Regions from separate parts of the Mus musculus genome. Here region 2 is linked to region 1. Evidence: chromatin loops called from intact Hi-C (ENCODE). Cell type or tissue: left cerebral cortex. All regions are shown on one strand. Each heading gives the region's core, and the rest is flanking DNA. Links, peaks and the distances in the headings are about the cores only. Region 1 has its middle 49 kb from the start of Mir3109. Region 2 holds the start of Gm31469 (a long non-coding RNA gene).

Evidence for each region. Peaks named below come from ENCODE experiments on the same cell type or tissue, not always from the same donor. Only the 100,000 strongest peaks of a DNase experiment are listed, where the experiment ranks them.
Region 2: a loop joins it to region 1, with 3 times the contacts of the local background. A loop is called at or near these places in 2 of 42 quality-filtered maps.

Annotation. Positions count from the first base shown.
Region 1 is chr9:69,501,352-69,510,759 of GRCm38, reverse strand. No RefSeq gene overlaps it. Among named protein-coding and RNA genes, the nearest start is that of Mir3109, 49 kb to the right of the region's middle. In left cerebral cortex, for the core only: a CTCF peak has its summit at 4,997 (motif pointing left); a DNase peak (open chromatin) is centred at 5,081; H3K4me3 peaks cover 287 bases.
Region 2 is chr9:69,666,311-69,675,718 of GRCm38, reverse strand. It overlaps Gm31469 (a long non-coding RNA gene), which reads left to right and starts at 3,087. Exons shown (of 3, transcript XR_379585.2): 1 at 3,087-3,135; 2 at 3,931-3,977; 3 at 8,127-8,383. In left cerebral cortex, for the core only: a CTCF peak has its summit at 3,540 (motif pointing right); no DNase peak of the experiment used is centred there.

The sequences.
Region 1 (9,408 bases), core at 3,133-7,132:
GGAAGGTTGAGAGCCACTAGGCTAGAGGCTGGAAAGACCAAGAGTATGGTCCTGGTGTTTGGTGAGAGCTTTCTAGCTCCATGGTAACATGGTGGAGAAATGTCACACATGCGACAAAGCTAATGTGCCATCTATGGACTCTTGTCACAAAGCCATAAATACTATCATAGTGTCCCTGACCTCCTGACAACACCTAAGCCTACTCCCCAAAGCCCCACCCCTACCTCCAAACACCTTAACATAGGAGTCTAAGGGTCAAGTTCTAGAAGACATATTCAACCCATAGCATCGATTTATAGATTCTAACTTTCTTCCCATTTTTCGTGTGTGTGTGTGTGTGTGTGTGTGTGTGTGTGTGTGTTTTGGTGCATATGTGTATTTTGCATGTGTGTGGCATACATGTATTAGTATTGCCCAACAACAACTGTTAACATTCATCTCTATTCCTCCTACTTCTTTAGATATGCACATACTTTTAAACAAAAGCACACTAACTCCTGAACTTTTTTTTTTATCAACAAGCATATCCGTAAACGTGTTTCCAGAACAGTAATGTCCTTCTGGTACACTATTTTAATGACTGCATAGTATTCTTTTGTAGATACTTGTCTTAGGGTTTCTTTGCTGTGAAGAGACACCATGACTAAGGCAACTCTTATAAAGGACAGCGTTTATTGGGCTGGCTTCCAGTGTCAGAGGTTTAGTCTGTTACCATCATGGCAGGAAGCATGGTTGTATGCAGACAGACATGGTGTTGGAGGAGCTAAGAAATCTACATCTTGATTTGCAGGTAACCAAAAGGAGACTAGGAGCCCTCAAAGCCCGCCTACACAGTGACACACTTCCTCCTACAAGGCCACACCTATTCCAACAAGGCCATACTGCTTAATAGTGCCACTCCCTATGGGCCAAGCATATTCAAACCACCACAATACCATAATCCCTTTAAGAACCACCCTCTTCAATTGGATCTCTGTCCCCATTTCAGTGATGTTAGTGATCATGAACATTACAATGTCTTTTTATTCACAACTTTGATCACAACTTACTTGGGGTGGCTCCCTGGGGGTGGAGATAGGAGACCAGACATCTCCACAGTCTAAGGCTTGACACCTACTCTCAGGTTACCTTTCAGAGAGCCTGAGTCATGAAATGCCATCATTCTCCCTCATCTTCCCCCTCACTCCATGATGCTAGGTTTTAATCCATGCACTTGGCATTTAATTTTTTTAACATATCCATTGTGCCAATTCATAAGTTGATTGCCAACTTGACAGGATCTAGGCTCACATAGGAAACATATCTCTGGGTGAGTGTGTGAGGGAGCTTCCAGACTGAGTTAACTGAGGGGGAAGACTCACTTTAACTGTTGGCAGCACCATCCCACGGCCTGGGTCCTGGACTGTGTGGAAGAAGTGAGTGAGCACCAGAGCCCCTCTCTCTGCTTCCTGACTACAGATGCAACATGACAGCCACTTCATGTTCCTGAGGCCATGATGGACTAAACCTTCACACTATGAGCAGAAATAAGCCCTCCTTCCCTCTATCCCTCCCTCTGTCCCTCCCTCTGTCCCTCCCTCTGTTCTTCCCTCCATGCCTCCCTCCCTTACTTCCTTGAGTTACCTGTATCTTGTTATACAGCAATGAGACTAGTAACTAATGCGCCATTAGCTAAGCAGGCCATTTTCTGCAGCAGCTGCTTTACCTAGGGCACTGGCATAGCTCTCCCATAATTCTAGCCGGAGTTTGGGGCTCTGGTGCTCCTTGCTCCCTATTGTGATAGAACTCACCCACAGGTTGCATCAAAATGCAATCCAAGTCCAGCAGTTCTGTGCTGGTCCAAGATGCTCTGTCTAAGAAACCCCAGATGCTGCTGATCCATAGACATGGCTCAGGGATTTAGATCATCTTCTCACTGGTCCCTCTCAGTCCCCCAGATATGCCTCCATTTCCCAGGCAGCCTTCTCCAGGCAGGTCCCCTGCAGAATCAAGATGAGATTCCCCACCCGCTCCTTGCGTTGTCTTACATAATAAACCATGGAGTTGCAACGGGGCCTCCATTTCCCCATCTGTGGAGTGAAATAAAAATGAAGAGTAGCTGGCCTTGAAGCCTATCTCATCTCCACCAGGAAGGGATGTCCCCCCTGCTCAAATGGAACTCCGTGCCTCCTAGGTTCCCTCCCCAAAAATTTGTTCTTTCCATTTCAGCTTCCTTTAGAATATTTGAAACACTCACCAAGCTTTTATTTCTTTAAAAAAAAAATTATCATATCAATTCTCTTTTCTATTCCCTTGTAATGAATGCCTCTCCCTCCTTCCAGAGGCTTCCACAAAGTTGCAATCAACTCCCATCAAACTTGCCAGTACCTAAAGAAAAACAAACCACAATAAACCATCACGTGTCTTCCCTCTTTTTTTTTTTTTTTTTTTTTTTTTTTAATGAGAGGGCTGTGCCTGTGTACCACGGGGTTTGTGTTTGGAGGGGACAACTTATGACTTGTGGGAGTCCACTCTCTTGTCCACTGTGTGGGTCCGGAGGACAGAGCTCAAGTCATCAGCCTTGGAAGCAAGCACCTTTACCGGGCTGAACCATCCCAACCTTGCCTTCCACTCCCAACGTTCATTTTGAATATTCTGCAAACCCCTTCCATCCTGCATGTCCCTGTGCCCCCTATGTTTTGAGCTGTTCGCCATTCTTTGTCTACAGTTTCGAGGAACCTCATATAAGTCTCGTTTCTCTGAGGAGCAGCTAACCCAATTCCCCACTATCAGGACAAAGCTTGCTGATCAATAAGAGAACAAATCCCATCTTATTAGGTCCTGTTTGATCTTCAGATTTCAACTACGTTACGCTAGCTCCACAGGAGAGGTGCCAAGTTACCTCATAAAAATAAATTAGGGAAGCACCCAGTTGAAGAGAAAATGAATTTGCAACCCTTAGAATGTTCCAGAGTCCCGAATGTGTCCCGCAAGCCAAGCAAAATGCAAGGATTCCTTTCCCTGCCTTCTCTACGCATTTATACGCAACCCTCCTCTCTCCCTGCAGAAGAACAAACACTCGTTCTCTCCACAAACATTTTAGTGTATCCTCCTATTAGGGGTGGCTTAATTCCGATGTCTGCTGCAGTTTGTGTTACTGAGTTGCCGCAGACTCTGAGGAGGGTAGGGAAGGCCTGTAAGGAGCCTCGCTGCAGTCTGTCTGCTTAGATCACATCAAGATGGATACCTCATCTGGACCAGCGTGGAAGCAACCACGTCCTTCCTCCTCCCTCTGCTCAGAGAGCCTCCACAGGGATTAGATTGTTATCCAAGCTTCCTGGACTCACTCCAGATGCAGATTGCAAGGCCGGCTCCAAGGGAAACTTTAAAAGGTGACAGAAAATAGACCTTCAGCAGAGCGGGTTCAGAAAAACCACATAATAACCTTTGCCGAGTTTAACTCCATCTTAGATACCCATAAATAGACCTGCTTTCAGGAACTAAGAACTAATCCTACGGCGATAATACAAAGCCCCGTCTCTCATTCCGCAGCACCGTGCAGATTGCCTCAAGAATCACGAGCAATCTCCCCGACTCCTTAAGCTGTGTAATTCATTTCTGAGCACCCGTTCGAGAAACCTCATTAATTTAGGTGGCCTTTTTGCTGTACATCCGAGGCACACAAATATTTGGTATTTTTACCCGAGGTCGGAGTTAAAGAAAAAAATTAATTTCTCATTTTCAGAAGGGATTATGAACATGAAACACTGTGACAGTAACACGCGTCCATTACCTGATATTCTCTCTCTCTCTCTCTCTCTCTCTCTCTCTCTCTCTCTCTCTCTCTCTCTTCCCTCTCTCACATGCACACACACACACACAAGTAGAATACATGAAGATAAAATTGAAAGAAAAATGGGAAAGACTATGATAAAAGCAGTGAGTTTTCTGTAACCCCACCTCAATACTCCAATCAAACATAAGATGGAAGAGCTTTGATTGGGGAGGAAAAAGGGAGTCTTTGAACATGGACGGGTGGGTGCTGTATGCAGTCACTTCACCTAGATTTAGCTCTCTGAATTACCAAGTCCCTGGATGGAAGCTACACAGTCACCATTAAGCTGAGTTCACAATGGCCCCTAAAGGAGCTGGGACTTCAAAGGTGGCTCAATGGGTGTTTTCCGTTCTTCATTATACCCGATACAAGAGTAACCTGCACTAAACAATCCACTCTGCCTAATTAAACGGAATCTCTTCCTCTCTATTAAATATTTAGAAGTGCCAGCTGGGCATAAACATGTCACCGGAGAAGGTGGGAGGGGATACCCTCTTGATACTGGTCAATAACTGACTTAACCTCCTTTAAGCAAAGCTGTGGTCTGAATAGCACCAGGGCACATAAATTATTCTAATTACTTTACTATCAGTAAAAACTGTTTAGAGGTAAAGAGTGTTTATTCTCCACAATTATGCTCACAAGAACCATCAGGATATACAATCTGGAGGTGTGGGTCTTTGCTCCAGATACCAGCAGATAGCTTGTGGTATTTTCTTTTTCAATTATCCATGTCTCTAAAAGCTATGACAGTATTTTCTACCATGGTCCTATCCAGATTAGATAGCAAGGTTTTGTTTTGTTTTTAAAATATTTTTATCATAGTTCTTAGTATTTTTAAAAAGACACTTCATGTCTTCTTTGAAGACGGAATTTCTCTTAATGTGCTTCGAGTTTGTGTGGTTTTGTTTTGCGGTTAAAGCAAGAAAGGTGTGCAAATTGTTTGCTCCTTTTTGAAACTGGTGGAGGAATTACAAAGTTCTTTCGGCTCATCAAAGTAGTTTGGCTTGCATGCAAGGCTCACTGACAAACCTCCTAACCTTTTTTAAAAACATATGGTTTTTATTTGTAACAATATTTGTGACATAAGGTTTGTTCGTTATACAACCAGAAAAAAATTGTAGAAACCAGTGTTTGATGGCGATTATGAGTTGAGACGCTTTGTTGGAGCGCCCTCTTGTGACCAGGCTTCACCAATGCAACTTCTGTCCTAAAAAACATTTTTTTTAATGATTATTTATTTATTCATTCATTTTCGGAACAGCATTGATCTATGGGTATAGACATAAATATTTAGAGGAGACTTTGACATCGCATCTATTTTTCAAACAGTAAATATGTTCTCCACTTAGACTTCTGACATCCCCAGCCACAGGCTTTTCTTGAGCAGGTTTACAGTGACAGGCATGGATCTCCTTTGAAGAGAGCCTCAAATCCAATCAGAAAGCAGTTGGTTACCCCCGTAACGACCAAGCCATTGGGCACCTCCTAACTCCAAAAGCACTGAAAAGTGTATTTCACTGAAGTAAAGAAATAAGTGAGAGTTTTTAAATGTATGTGAACGCTTAAAATGTACATACAGAATTTCCACAGAGCAGAAAGTGCTTTGAAAAGAGACAGTTTGCACCCAACCCCAAGTGCCCATCAGGAAGTCACAAGGGAAACGCCGCTTATGCCCTGACTCAACACCTCTGTCAGATGCCAGTGGTGGGATTCAGATAGAGCCTAGACGACAACGACGATGAAAACGGCGGCGGCGGCAGCGGTGGCAGCGGCGGTGTGAAGGCTGAACACGGTCCCCATCACTGCCTGAGGCCCCCCAGCATGCTGTAAAGACATGTTTCCGTTGGTTAAGTCCTTAGTGGTTGCTGTCCTTGGGTGAAATGTGGTTTTTCTTTGAGACCCTCCCTCTTATACTTGGACATGAGAATTTCAGCAAAAGAAAAGACATTAAAGGAGTTAGTTATGCTAACTATGTAAAATACAGTGTTAAACATAATGTTAACTATGTAAAATGTAATGTTAACTATGTAAAATGTAATGTTAACTATGTAAAACATAATATTCTAAGTAAAGTCTTCTGAAAGCATTTTTATGCTTCAATGTTCACTAAAAATAAAGTTATTTGGGGAAGATTGTTGCATTTTACCAGGAAACCTGGGCTGAGAAATTAATATATTTTGAGGGCTGGAGAGATAGCTCAATGGTTAAGAGCACCAACTGCTCTTCCAGAGGACCTGGGTTCAATTCCTGGCACCCACATGGTGGCTCAAAACTGTCTGTAACTCGCACTCTCACACAGATGTACATGCAGGCAAAACACCAATGCACATGATATAAATTTTTAAAAAATGCTTTTAAAGAAATAAATACAATTTGAAATCACTGTGGTTATCATTCATAGAACTTTCTCTTTGAGATGAGAAAATGAGCATGCACTTATTACATATCTTTAATTTTATACAGTTTAAATTACTAATTTCGGCATTTAAAGTGTAACAGAGTTTCTTATTCATATAAGAAATTAAAAGCTCAATAATAATATTAAAAAGGAATTGATGAATGAAGACTATTTTCTTGAGGTAGAGTCTCAAAGTAGCTTAAATTATCCCCAAACTCAGTAAGTAGCCAAGGATGGCCTTGAACTTCTGATCTTTCTGCCCCCATCTCCTGAGTGCTGGGATTACAGGCCTGGTCTATGCCGGGTATATGTGGTGCTAGGTGATGAACCCAGGTTTGGTGTCTGCCAAGTAGACAGTCCACCCTCTGAGCTACCCTTCTAACCGAGGACTCCTCCTAGACACAGGATATTGTAGATCTTGAAAAAGCTTGAAGCTATAGTGTTCAAACTAGATGTTTTACAGGTTTAAAAACAAAACTAAACAGTTGAGGGCCGACGACCTCAGTTAACTCACTGACATCCACGTGGCCAAAGATCTGACTCCTGTAGGTTGTCCTCTGTTGTCGCCCCCCTCCATCCCACCACACACACACACACACTCACTGTGGCATGTGTGAACACAAGTACACACCCACAAATGTAATTTAATTTTTTTATTAAAAAATACAGTTCATCACATGAGGCATGCCCGTAACCCAAGCCCTTTGGGGACTAAACTGGAAAATTGAGAAAATGGATGAGAATCTATATCAATGAGAAAAGAAGAAATACAAACAGCAAAACAAAGCCCACGGGTGGGTAGAAGCTTATCCATGGTCAGGATAAAGAGCCGCCAACCTGGAACTAAAGCTGGAGCCGGAAGAGCATCCTGTTTCCACAATGAGTGCAGCTCACAGTGGGACTCTGCTGCCTTTCGCTTCCACTAAAACTTCTGCTCGCTGCTGGGTCTTTGTTACTTACTTGTCTCTCTGTCTCTCTCTCTCTCTCTGTGTCTCTCTCTCTCTCTGTCTCTCTCTCTCTCTCTCTCTCTCTCTGTCTCTCTCTCTCTGTCTCTTTGTCTCTATGTCTCTGTGTGTGTGTTCTCGCATGCACATGAACGTGAGTTTGCACATGTGGGTTCCTGCATCTACATGGGATGCTGAGGGTGGCCTTCAGTGGCATTCCTCAGAGGGCCCTGTCCCCTTGCTTTTTGAGACACTGTCTCTCCTTGACTGGAAGCTCACTGGTCACATTAGCTGGCAGACCCACAAGCCCCAGAGATCTACCTGTCTCTGCCCATCTCCGTCTCGCCAGCACTGAGATTACAAATGTGCGACACCACGCCCACACTTTTATTTTCATTGATGTGGATTCTGAAGGATGAACTCGGATCCTCAAGCTTGCACGACAAATGCTTCGCAGACTGTCTCGTTCTTTATAATCATAACCGGATTTTTTTAAGATAAGAAAGGCAGCTTTAGAAAACCCTCCATGCAACACTGGAAATAGGGCGCCCTCTCTGAAAATTTCTGGAACTCTTATCCCATGCCTATTCATGCCAGCCACAATTCTTATAAATTACAGAGTGTGGGGCTGGAGAGATGGCTCAGCCGTTAAAGGCTAGGCTCAACAAAAACTGTTAAGAATTACAGAATGTAAAGACCCGAGAATAGGAAGTTTGCCCTTAGGACCACAGCACACCTCGGAGACTGACCTCCATAGTTATTAGGAATAACTTTTAGTCACTAAAGAAGAGTCCACAGGCTTTGCTGTAGATTTTTTTAATTCCAAAAATCAGAAGCTCTCAAGTCTCCAGCAAATCCAGGGCTGTGGCCATTCTGCACTTCTCCACAAGGTGGCGCTCTGCCTCATTATAAACTCCTCCAAGAAGTGATGTTCCCAGCCTCAGAACAAATGGAATTGTGAACTATAGAGATGGTTTCATGTGCCTCTGTGCTTAGTGTCCTGACGTTACAGTTATAATAATCCGCTCCTCCCCCCAAAGTGGATACCTGTGCCTGCCTTGCACCCTGAAGTTCTGGTAAAGAACGTGTGATGCTCTGATGGAGTTTCAATTAGGTATAATCAAGAGATTACGTGTGTGTGAATGTGTGTGTGTGAGTGTATTTATGTGTGTATTCATGTTTTGTGCATGTATGTAAGTGTGTGAGAGAGTGTGCGTGCATGTTATATGAGTGTTTGAGTGTATGTTTGTATGTGTGTATATGTGTGTAAGCATGTATATTTGCATGTGTGCTTGTGAGTGTGTGTGCATGTTGCATGAGTGTGTGTTTGCATGTGTATATGTGTGTGCATAAGCATGTATATCTTGCATGTGTGAGCATGTGCCTTCTGGTGTGGGTTTGTATGTGTGTGTGCTAGTGTGTGAGTTTGTATAAGTGCAATGTGAGGTGTGTTTTCTTATGTGAATATGTTTATATTAGTGTGTGAAAATGTATATGTGATGTGCGTGCGTGCGTTTATGTGTGTGTGTGTTTTCTGTTATGTGACTTTGCATATATATTTGTATGTTGTGACGAGTATTTGAAAGTGTGTGTATTCTGTGCTGGCTTGTTCTCTGTCTCTCCCCTCCTCTGGGTATATATGTGTTAGTGTATGTGTGTCTGTGTGTCTGTGTGTCTGTTGCTGTATGTGCCAAACCCCACCTCCTATAAGCCCCGCGGCCTTCAAAATGCCACCACAACCTGAGACCCGGGTCTCAAGTGTGCTTGTGAAAGACATTTCAGATTCCAGCCAAGATGACTGCCCAAGCTCAAGGATCCACAGTAAACTTTGAACCCCCTGGTGGTACCGTCCTAAACATTTATCTGCTCCTTCCCCAGCTCCTTGCTACATCTTAAAACGTTTAAAATCATTTCAATTTGATTTTATGTGCATGAGTGTTTTGCTTGTATGCATGTCTGTGTGCCATGTGAAGGCCATAGGAGGTGTTGGATCTCCTGCAGCAGGAGTTGGAGGTTGACATGTGGGTTCTAGGAACCAAAATTGGGTCCTCTGCCAGAGTAGCCAGTGCTCCTAACCTCAGAGCCATCTCTCCAGCCCCTGCTTCTTGAATTTTATGATTAATTTTGTTTTGTTTTTTTTTGAGACAGGGTCTTCCTATACTGCGCAGGCTGGCCTTCAACTCTTTGGCTGAAGAGCCCAACTTGCCTCAGCCTCCTGAGTGCTTGGGACTGTGGGTCTGCCTCCCTCT
Region 2 (9,408 bases), core at 1,729-5,728, 170 kb before region 1:
ATTTGAGGAAATGCCTCCATGAGATCCAACTGTAAGGCATTTTCTCAGTTAGTGATCAAGGGGGAAAGGCCCCTTGTGGGTGGGACCATCTCTGGGCTGGTAGTCTTGGGTTCTATAAGAGAGCAGGCTGAGCAAGCCAGGGGAGGCAAGCCAGTAAAGAACATCCCTCCATGGCCTCTGCATCAGCTCCTGCTTCCTGACCTGCTTGAGTTCCAGTCCTGACTTCCTTGGTGATGAACAGCAGTATGGAAGTGTACGCCGAATAAACCCTTTCCTCCCCAACTTGCTTCTTGGTCATGATGTTTGTGCAGGAATAGAAACCCTGACTAAGACAAGTGGGAAGTTCAGGGATTGGTGGGGTTTACTCTTCAGGGATTGGTGGCTTTTATTCATACTTTACACCTAAAATTAGCATAATCTGGGAAGGGTCCTGTTGAGGGGCTGGAGATGACCTTTGTGATAAGTTACAGAGGCCAAAAGCACCATTAATTACAGTTAAGGAGGTCTGGGGGAGGGGCTTGGCTGCTGGAGCCCTGACCACTTTCCTGTCTTAAGGGTTTTTTAAAGTTTACAAAGTATACAAAGTTTACAAAGGGAATCTACTGCAAGGGAAGTGTTTTCTGCCATTCAAGAGGGCATGAATATCTAACAATTGGACCTAACAGCCTACAGTATGATTTCATTTATATCTCTATCTATATGATTTGTATATATGCCATCTAATTCTTTCAAAACAAATATAAACTCCCAAATAGACGACATGGAAACTATTGTTTAGAGAACTATGCTTAGACAATGAGCTTCGGTGACATCACAATTGATGAAGTATCTATCTTACAGCACAAATACCTGAGTTCCATGCCCAGCATCCACAGGGGTGGGGCGAGAAACTACCACACACACACAAAAATTGGGTGGGGTGGCTTAGATTTATAATAATCAGCTCTAGGGAGGTAGAGAGAAGGGAATCTTGGGGCTTGCCCACCTAGCTAATATGATGAGCTTCAGATAGATGAGAGACTCTGCCTCAAAACACAAGGTGGATAGCTCCTGTGCAATGGTACCTGAGACTGATCTCCATTCTCCACATAGATGTCCACTTAAGTTCACACATACAAATACACACACACACACACACACACACACACACACACACACATGCATGCATGTGTGCACACATACATGCATACACAAATACAGGGAACTATTACAGCAACACCCAGGAGCCTTTTTGAGGAGCAGGGAGCTTACTACATCCTCCTATATCACAGTCAGTCTCTGCCATCAACTTGACACTCCATGGAGGGCCTCCATTGAACTGGCCTGGGCCATGTCAGTGGGGCATTTTCTTCCTTGTTGGGATGAATGGCCCAACCAACTTGCCACCCTGGGCAGGCAGGCCTGAGGTGTGTGTACAAGGAAGGCATCATAGGAAGCTAGTAAGCAGTGCTCCTGTGTGGTCTCTGCCCCTGTTCCTGCCTCAGGATCCTGCCTTGCTTTTCCCAGTGAGAGACTGAAACTCACAAGCCATAGAAACCCTTTCCTCCTCAAATTGAATCCTGATGTTCTGCACAGCAACAGACAGCAAACTATACCACTGAGCAATGGCTCTCTCTGTGCTCAGGAATTTATTCTCCTCTCAAGTAATTTGTAGCCACATGTAGAAATTCAAAAAGCTAAGCGTTTCCCACATAAGAGGATGGGGCTGCAGGGCACAGAGAAAGGTGTTTTCCCTCAGGCAAGAACACCATTGCCTCTGGCTAGCTGAAGCTTTCCCTTCTCATCTATTTGACACAAGCCCTCTGGGCTTTTTCTTTTTCTTTCTTTCTTTCTGATTTACCATGTTGAGGGGGAAGAAAAATCTGTGCGCCCACTTGACATAATTGCTGAACACCCAACCCAGTCCCCACAGGTCCTGCGTAAATGTTATTATCTGCTCTTGTCTCCCATAATTACCACCCCTTTCCTGAGTTGATGAACAGTTTCTGCCACCGACTGGCTTTGCAGTTAGCAAAATGCCACTTTGCTACGGGCCTCGCTACCCATCTCACGATCTCTTTATCTATGTTTCCTACAGTAACTTGTAAATTCCAGTGACTCATATCTCTCTTGTTCCAGACACTTAACTTTCAAATCTGTATTTTCCACCCTCCAGTGCACAATTTGTTTTACATTCTCCCGCTTCTCCCTTTCATCATCCTCGAATCCTACAGCTGGGAAAAGCCTTCCTCCTGCAACTCGGCCCAGAACACCTTTGTTTGCCCCACTTTGCAGCCTCAAACATGCGCTTTTGAAGGTAGATAATTTGAAGTATTCCCATGTCCTCTCGCATAAAAAGGCATTTGTACTGGTGTCCTTCAGCCGAAACTTCTGTCAGCCTCCTACTGAGACATCCAAAGAGCCGGTTGGCTTGCAGCCGTTGTTCCAGAAAGGGTGGCATTTCTGTGGCAGGATTCCCACTACCTCTTGACTATGGGATAGACTGTGTAAGTCTCAGAGAAGGAAGGAAGGACAGGCAAAGGAAAGAGCAGTCTCTCAGGTTTCATTCCAGAAACGACCTGCAGGGAGGAGGACTCTAGTTCAACAACCAGGGAAGGTGGCATATGTTTACAGGCTGTGGTAGATAGGGCAGAAAAAGGGAAGAGGGGCTGTGGTTTCCTTCTGGGGCCCTGTGGTTGGCCATTGCTAGGTGTAGTTGAGGAATTAAGGTGAATGGCAAGCTAGACGAATGATAGGTGAGGGTCATTACCAGGGTGATGGATGGAGCAGGCCGGACAAGAGTCTAGAAAACCAGAACCGAAGAGCTTTACAAAACGGTGTGGCGACAGCCAACAGGTTGGTCAATGCTGAAAGGACCCGTTGCAGCTGGGTGCTTCCTCTAGACTAAGTCACCGGCAGGAATGATGTCACCTAAGAGAGAAAGTTGGTTTTTTAAATTAGGGGGTGGGATAATGCTTTTCTTTTGTTGTCTTCCCTTTTTTCTCTTTCCCTGTGTCAACTTGCAAGGGCTTTTGAAGGAGTTTTCAGGCTCTTTAGGGTTGAACAGCTAAGCTGGTTGGTAAGACTCATAGGCACTCTCCAATTCAAGGACCAGACAGCTGTAAGAAAAAGAAGCCAGCTGTAGATCCAACACTGGTGAGTGAAATAAAGCCCAGGCCCCAATGTTGTGAACTCAACAGCAGTCACCAAGTCAAGTAAGACACACTGTTCTTGTTCAAGGCTTAACTGCCTCACCCACTAATGTCAGTCATTTTAGTGGGTTTCACCTTCAGGTTTAAGGGTCTCTGATCAGGGCAGGCATTTGTAAGTAGTATTTGGGGGATAGAAAATCCTGTGACACCTAAGTGAGAGTTTATTCACTCCCACCCCCCACCCCCAGAACTCACCCTCTTTCTATTGTAAATTTCATTGGATAAACTTATGGTGAAGAACAAGACCCTATTTTGATTTTTTTTTAAATCTTTTTTTAAAAAAATATTTAATGTATGAGTGCTCTATCTGCATGTACACCTATATGCCAGAAGAGGGCATCAGATCCTGTTACAGATGGTTGTGAGCCACCATGTGGTTGCTGGGATTTGAACTCAGGATCTCTGTCTGGAAGAGCAGCCAGTGCGCTTAACCGCTGAGTCATCTCTTCACCCCCCCTAAAAAACCTTTATAAAAATCATTTACAACTTTTAAAAAAATGAAGCACACGAGCATAGTTAATGTTGGTTACAGAAAGCAGTGGATGGTTTGGTTTAACACGTTGGATAGTTTAAAAGAGCATTTAAAAGAAGACAAACCCAAGAGCCCAAGGACATTAAACACTCAAAATTGTGCTCCCCCCATCACTAGAATGGTGTGATGTTAGTATTTATCATTTCAAATCCTTAGCTCTTCCTGGACTAACTGAAAACAGAAACTTCTTCCCCCCTCCCCCCACAGGGACCTATATTCCTTGTGGGAAAACGCGAAAACATTTCCAGCTAACGGTATGTATTGATCACACAAAGGCTCACCCATTTTATCAGATCCTTAACGGTGCTCCCAGACCTCTAGGACCACTTTAAGATGAATTGATTTTAAAAGGAATAACAGAAGTCACATCGAATTAGACATTAGGGGGGGGTTGGTTTGGTTTAGTTTGGTTTTGCTTTTCTCTTCCTTTTCGTTTCATTTTAGACTTTTCCCTAACTGAATAAGGTAAAAATTTTTAGAAGTGCTTTCTTATAAAAGGATTATTTAATAACATTTTATAAATAGCCACACTCGGGAAGTGATAAATTAAGGCTACTAGCCACTTTCAAATTAGGCGCGCGCGCGCACACGCGCGCGGACACACACACACACACACACACACACACACACACATTTGCACAGGTTGAACTGACAGGCTGGCAATTTTCGCCTTAAATTGTCTGCGTTTGCCTGGTTAATCTCGCATATTAAATAAAAAACACGAAGTGCTTTATATGGCGTATAGACGGTAATGTTTGATTCCTAGAAAGACTCCGGGGTGGGGGTGGGGGGAATGGAGAAAGATTAAAGAACTCTCACTCTCCGGCCCAAGATCCAAAGTTCCACCTACCCTCCTCTCTTCAGCAAGTGTCTCCTCGGAGAACAATATTAAAGGGATCTTAAAATACAATCAATCATAAAATATAATTTGCATGTCAGTAGGGTGTTTGGGGATTGAGGAAGGGGCTGTGTGGGTAGGGCTGCGGGGCGGCTGGTGGGGGAGGGGAGGCTTGGCAACCCATCCACCCTCAAAGGCATGAGGCACTAGAGGGTGTCCTTTTCGTGCTTCTCCGGGCAGGCAGCATCTGTTCTCCAGCACCCCCAGAACAGGGATGCTCTCCTCCCCTGTCCAGTGCGTCGGGTTGGTTCCCTCCAGCCCGGGTGTGAGGCAGCCAGCCAGGGGGCTCGGCCGGCCGAAACCCTGAAAAGTCACAAATCACTGGTTCAAATAGACCCGCTTCTTCAAAGGAGCGCTTGGGGGTGGCGGGGGAAGAGGGCGGGGACATGCTGAAAGCGATTTGAGACCCCCCTCGGAGAGCGGTTTTGGCACCTGGGCCATTATGCTGAAGCTTGGACTATCAGACCAGTAACAAGAGACATTGAAATGTACCCTATTAGGATGGTCCATCTTCCCTGGATTAGTCAGGCATTCCATATAAATAAGTAAACACCCAAGTCACCCCCACTAGACCCCAAAACACCCCCCTTCCACTTTCTTTCTCTTGATTTTTTATTTTCTGAGAGGGACCAGAGATTAGGGGAAAAAAAGAGGTCTTGTGTATTCAAAATGCTAATTCAGACTTCTTTCTCTAATGCACTCATGAAACATTTTAATTGTCTGACTTCGCATTCAAAAGCCTTGTTTGCGACTCCTAATTGCCGGCTGCTTTGAACAAATAATTGAAATGCATGACTTGTGGGGTCTGCTTAAACAATTATAATGTGCTTTGCCGCTAGGTGCAGGTTCCCCCGCCCGCCCCGAGTCCCCTTTTGCATAATGACTAGCAGCCAGCTTGGTATTTGCAGCCCAGTTAAAACCGTGCTAATTTGCTGTGGAGAGCTGGGGCTGAGGCGGTGGCAGTACCTGCGTTAGTGCTTGCCACAGCAAAAACGCCTCCAATAGTTCAAGTGAATGTTACCAAGACCTTTTCAATTTCTGCTGAGAGAATCCCACTGGGGTTTGCTTTTCAAAATACAAATCTTTCACGGGCCTGTTAGTTTTGGATTTCCACGCAATTTATGGTGCCCTTTCCCTGCAAATTTTTCCCAACCTGATTTTTAACAGTTTCCAGCAAATAGGTCCCTGGGTCTCCAGTGGCCGCAGTTCGAGTTTAGAAATGAAACAAAACAAAAGTGCAGAGATCCTGGGAATGCCCCAGGCGCTGGCCACTGTGGGCGGCTCGGGACCACACACCGGGATGCCCGCGAGGAAAGGCTCCCACTTTTAGAATCTAGAACACTTACTGCCAGATGAAGAAGTTCTTTCTGGCCTCTTTCTGGGGACTCTGAAAGGAGAAGAAAAGTGGGAATTCTGCTCGCTTTCTTTTGGAATATTTGATTTTTTTTTTTTCATGGTTGCAGCGGAGTTCCGAACCCGGCACAAACCTCTTAAATCAGACAGTTCATTGGCATGAGGTATCTCCACACATCTGGGCAACCATCAGTACTGTACCCTTCATCAAACAGCCAAGCCCACAGCCTTTCACACAGAGCATTCTTTCTCCCTCCCCTCAGCCCCTGGCAGACACCATCCTACTTTCTGTCCCTATGAATTCTACAAGTCTAAATGAAGCAGACACACAAATGAACCATCTGTAAATGTGCCAGGAAAGAATCAAGTTTTTACTAATCAAGCACATTTTCGAAAGAACCATCAAGTTGAACAAACCATTGGGCATCCTTTAACTTAGTTATTTCTGTCGGAGGCGTTTGTGGGAGGTACCTAGTAGGTTAAAATGGTACACTTAAAAAATAAACTGTTTGAAGTTCTTAACTCTGCATCGAGGGGTGGGAACCCATTAAACATGACATCTTTGTTCCTGGGGACCCCCTGCATGCTCGCAGCAGTCTGGTGAGGTGACCACAGAAGGCAGTGTGCGGTGGCCCCCGTACTGCAGTTTTACATTCTGTCAGTGTTCAGTGCTTACGATGGATGACCCGGTGAGGATGTCTGTCTTACACAGGTGGGAAGATGAAGGTCAGAAAAGCTGGGTAACTTGCCCAAAGTCACACAGCTTCTCGGTTGGGGAGAAAGGGATTCAAGCCGGGTTAGAGAGTGAGACTTCAAAGCCCCTTTGAGGCTGCTGAGCTGCGCAGCAGGAAGGAGCCACAGGAAGTGGTACTTCAAAGATACTTGGCTATTTGGCTGGGGGAGCAAGGATTAACACCAGCTTGCCCCAAGACACAGGTGTAACACTTGTGAGGAGGCTGAGGAGAGGGAATTCCTTACCATTGTTATGAGTGCTCGGAGGCCGGACCAGGTTGTAGCCAGCGGGTGGTATTAGAACCCTCTGGGAACCTTTCTGGCCTGGTGTTTCTTGGTTTTACTAATCTCTAGAGAAGAGTCTAAAGATTATCTTCATAACCCACTTAGGAGCTGAGAAAGACATTCATTCCAGGAACAATAGCTGGCTTTTATTGGGTGGTTAACGCACACCCAGCTTTGGGTCATTTGCAAATGCAGGCAGCCTTATTCTCAAGTTCACATACTCTGCAATACCCTAAATAAACACTCCTCAGCTACAACTGTCCCTGAGGCTGCACCACTGAGCCCTTCATCCCCATTTCTCCAGTGGGAAGCCCACACATCTGCAATTGTGGGGGCTACATTGCCCCAGTGAGATGCTCAGCTCTGGATGGGCCAACCATGCCATGCAAAATGACAGAAGCCAACTATGTGGCTTTTCTAGGATAAATCCAACCCTCTGGGTCACTGTCTTAGAAATATTTGCATTGTTAATCTTGTTGCCTAAAGCATCACCAAAGATCTCCCTATCCCCCAAAGTTAAAGTTAAACCTGCAGATGTGGTCTACGATGGAGAGACTGGACATCTACGACAGATTATGTCAGGAAATATTCACTCCTCGAAGAATGCAGGAGAATGTAAGGATCGGTTTACATCAGACCCACGCCCTAATCCTGTGGCTCTGTGAGCTTCAGCAAATTCCTTCACAGTTCCAAGTTTCAGCATCCTCTTTGATAAAATGGAGATTACACCCAGGATTAGAAAAGTGGCTCAATTCAGAGAACGTTTGCCTTGCCGAGCAAACATGTGGACCTAAGTTCAGCCCCCCAGCAACCATGTGAGAAGGTGGGACATGTTCATGTCTAATTTCAGCATCAGGGAGGCAGGGACCGTGAACTCCAGGTTCAGAGAAAGACCCTGTCTCAGATAATAAGGTTGAGAATGGTTGACAAAGACACTCAATGCTGACCCCTGATCTCTACGTGGATGCTTGCATACACATGCACCCTGCCCCACCCAACCAGTACCTACTTCAAATAGTTGAAAGTGTTACCTGGGTACCAGTGCACACAACCCACAGTTATTCTTGCAATTGGAAATATAAATTAGCTGTATTATTTCACCAGAAATAAGCCAAGCTTTTGCTCTTACTTGTAGATTTCTGGGAAGAACAAGCTGCAACATAACCACAAGAGACAAATAGCAAGCAATTGGACAGCTGATGAACAGCCTCCTGTCAATCATCATCCTAAGTGAGCCAATTGTTCTGACTGTCTGGTCTTCCAGGATTGTGATGTTGCCATTGCTGGGCACCAGGCCAGCAGGCAGGCTGAGGCTCCTTCTGTGGAAGAGGAACTTGATTTGCTTGCCATAGAGAATTGCCTGCCTTGCCTTGGCCGCACAGCTCATACGCCATACAGAAAAAAAAAAAAAAAAAAAAGTAACTGTTCTTTTGCCAACACCTGCTTCTGTCAACACCCTCTACCTCCACCCTGTCCTCTGCTACTGTGTCGAAAGCGCTGAGGTCACTCTCAGTTGGCTTTTGTGACTGCAGTTAGAGGAACAGATAAACTGGCAGAAACACAGAAAAAAAGAAAACCCACCCAAGATCTCCGTTCTGACTTATTTTCGAAGATTTGACTCACTGGCTGCCACCTGCTGTGCCGGGCAGCATCCCTGGGCACCAGAGCTGACTCAATTTGCCCATCTAGTCTGGAGCAGGAGAGCACACTCAAAAGCACGCCTACTCAGCCTGCTCTGTTCTTCATTCACAGAGACTTTCAGGACTTAACCTCAAGCATTCATGGCTTCTTTTTATCCTGCACCCAGACCAAGGTCAAATACAGTCAAAGACTTGAGGGGGGTGTCTCACCAGCACCCTCACTGTTAGAGAGGCAGCTGGCTGGGACACTTACCAGGTTGAGATAATTTAAGCATCAAAATGAAGAAGGCTGGAGCTGGGAAGAGTAAAGAGACTGCTATGCAAGTCTGAGGACCTGAGTTGAGAATCCTTGCTGCTTTGGCAGCCAAGCATGCTTTGGCTGGGTTTGAGTCCTGGGACCCATGTTAGGCAGCTTACAACTTCCTGTAACTCCATTTCTAGGAATTCAGGGACATTTTCTAGCCTTCATGGGCACCCAAATTCTCACAAGCACATAACCCCCAACACACATAATCAAAAATAAGATGAAATAAGTCTTTTTAGAAAAGCACAAGGTAGATGGAACATGAGGAATAGCCAAGGTTGACCTCTGGCCTACACACAGACACACGAATAATTGTAAGTTCATTAAATTTATAAACAACAAAAACAAACAACAAAACAAACAAACAACAAAACAAAACAAAAAACTTCCCCTGTCCATAAAGATAACTTCCTGAAGCAGAAAGGCATCCATCCCTATTGATGATCACTGGGATAGGCCATTATGCCAACATC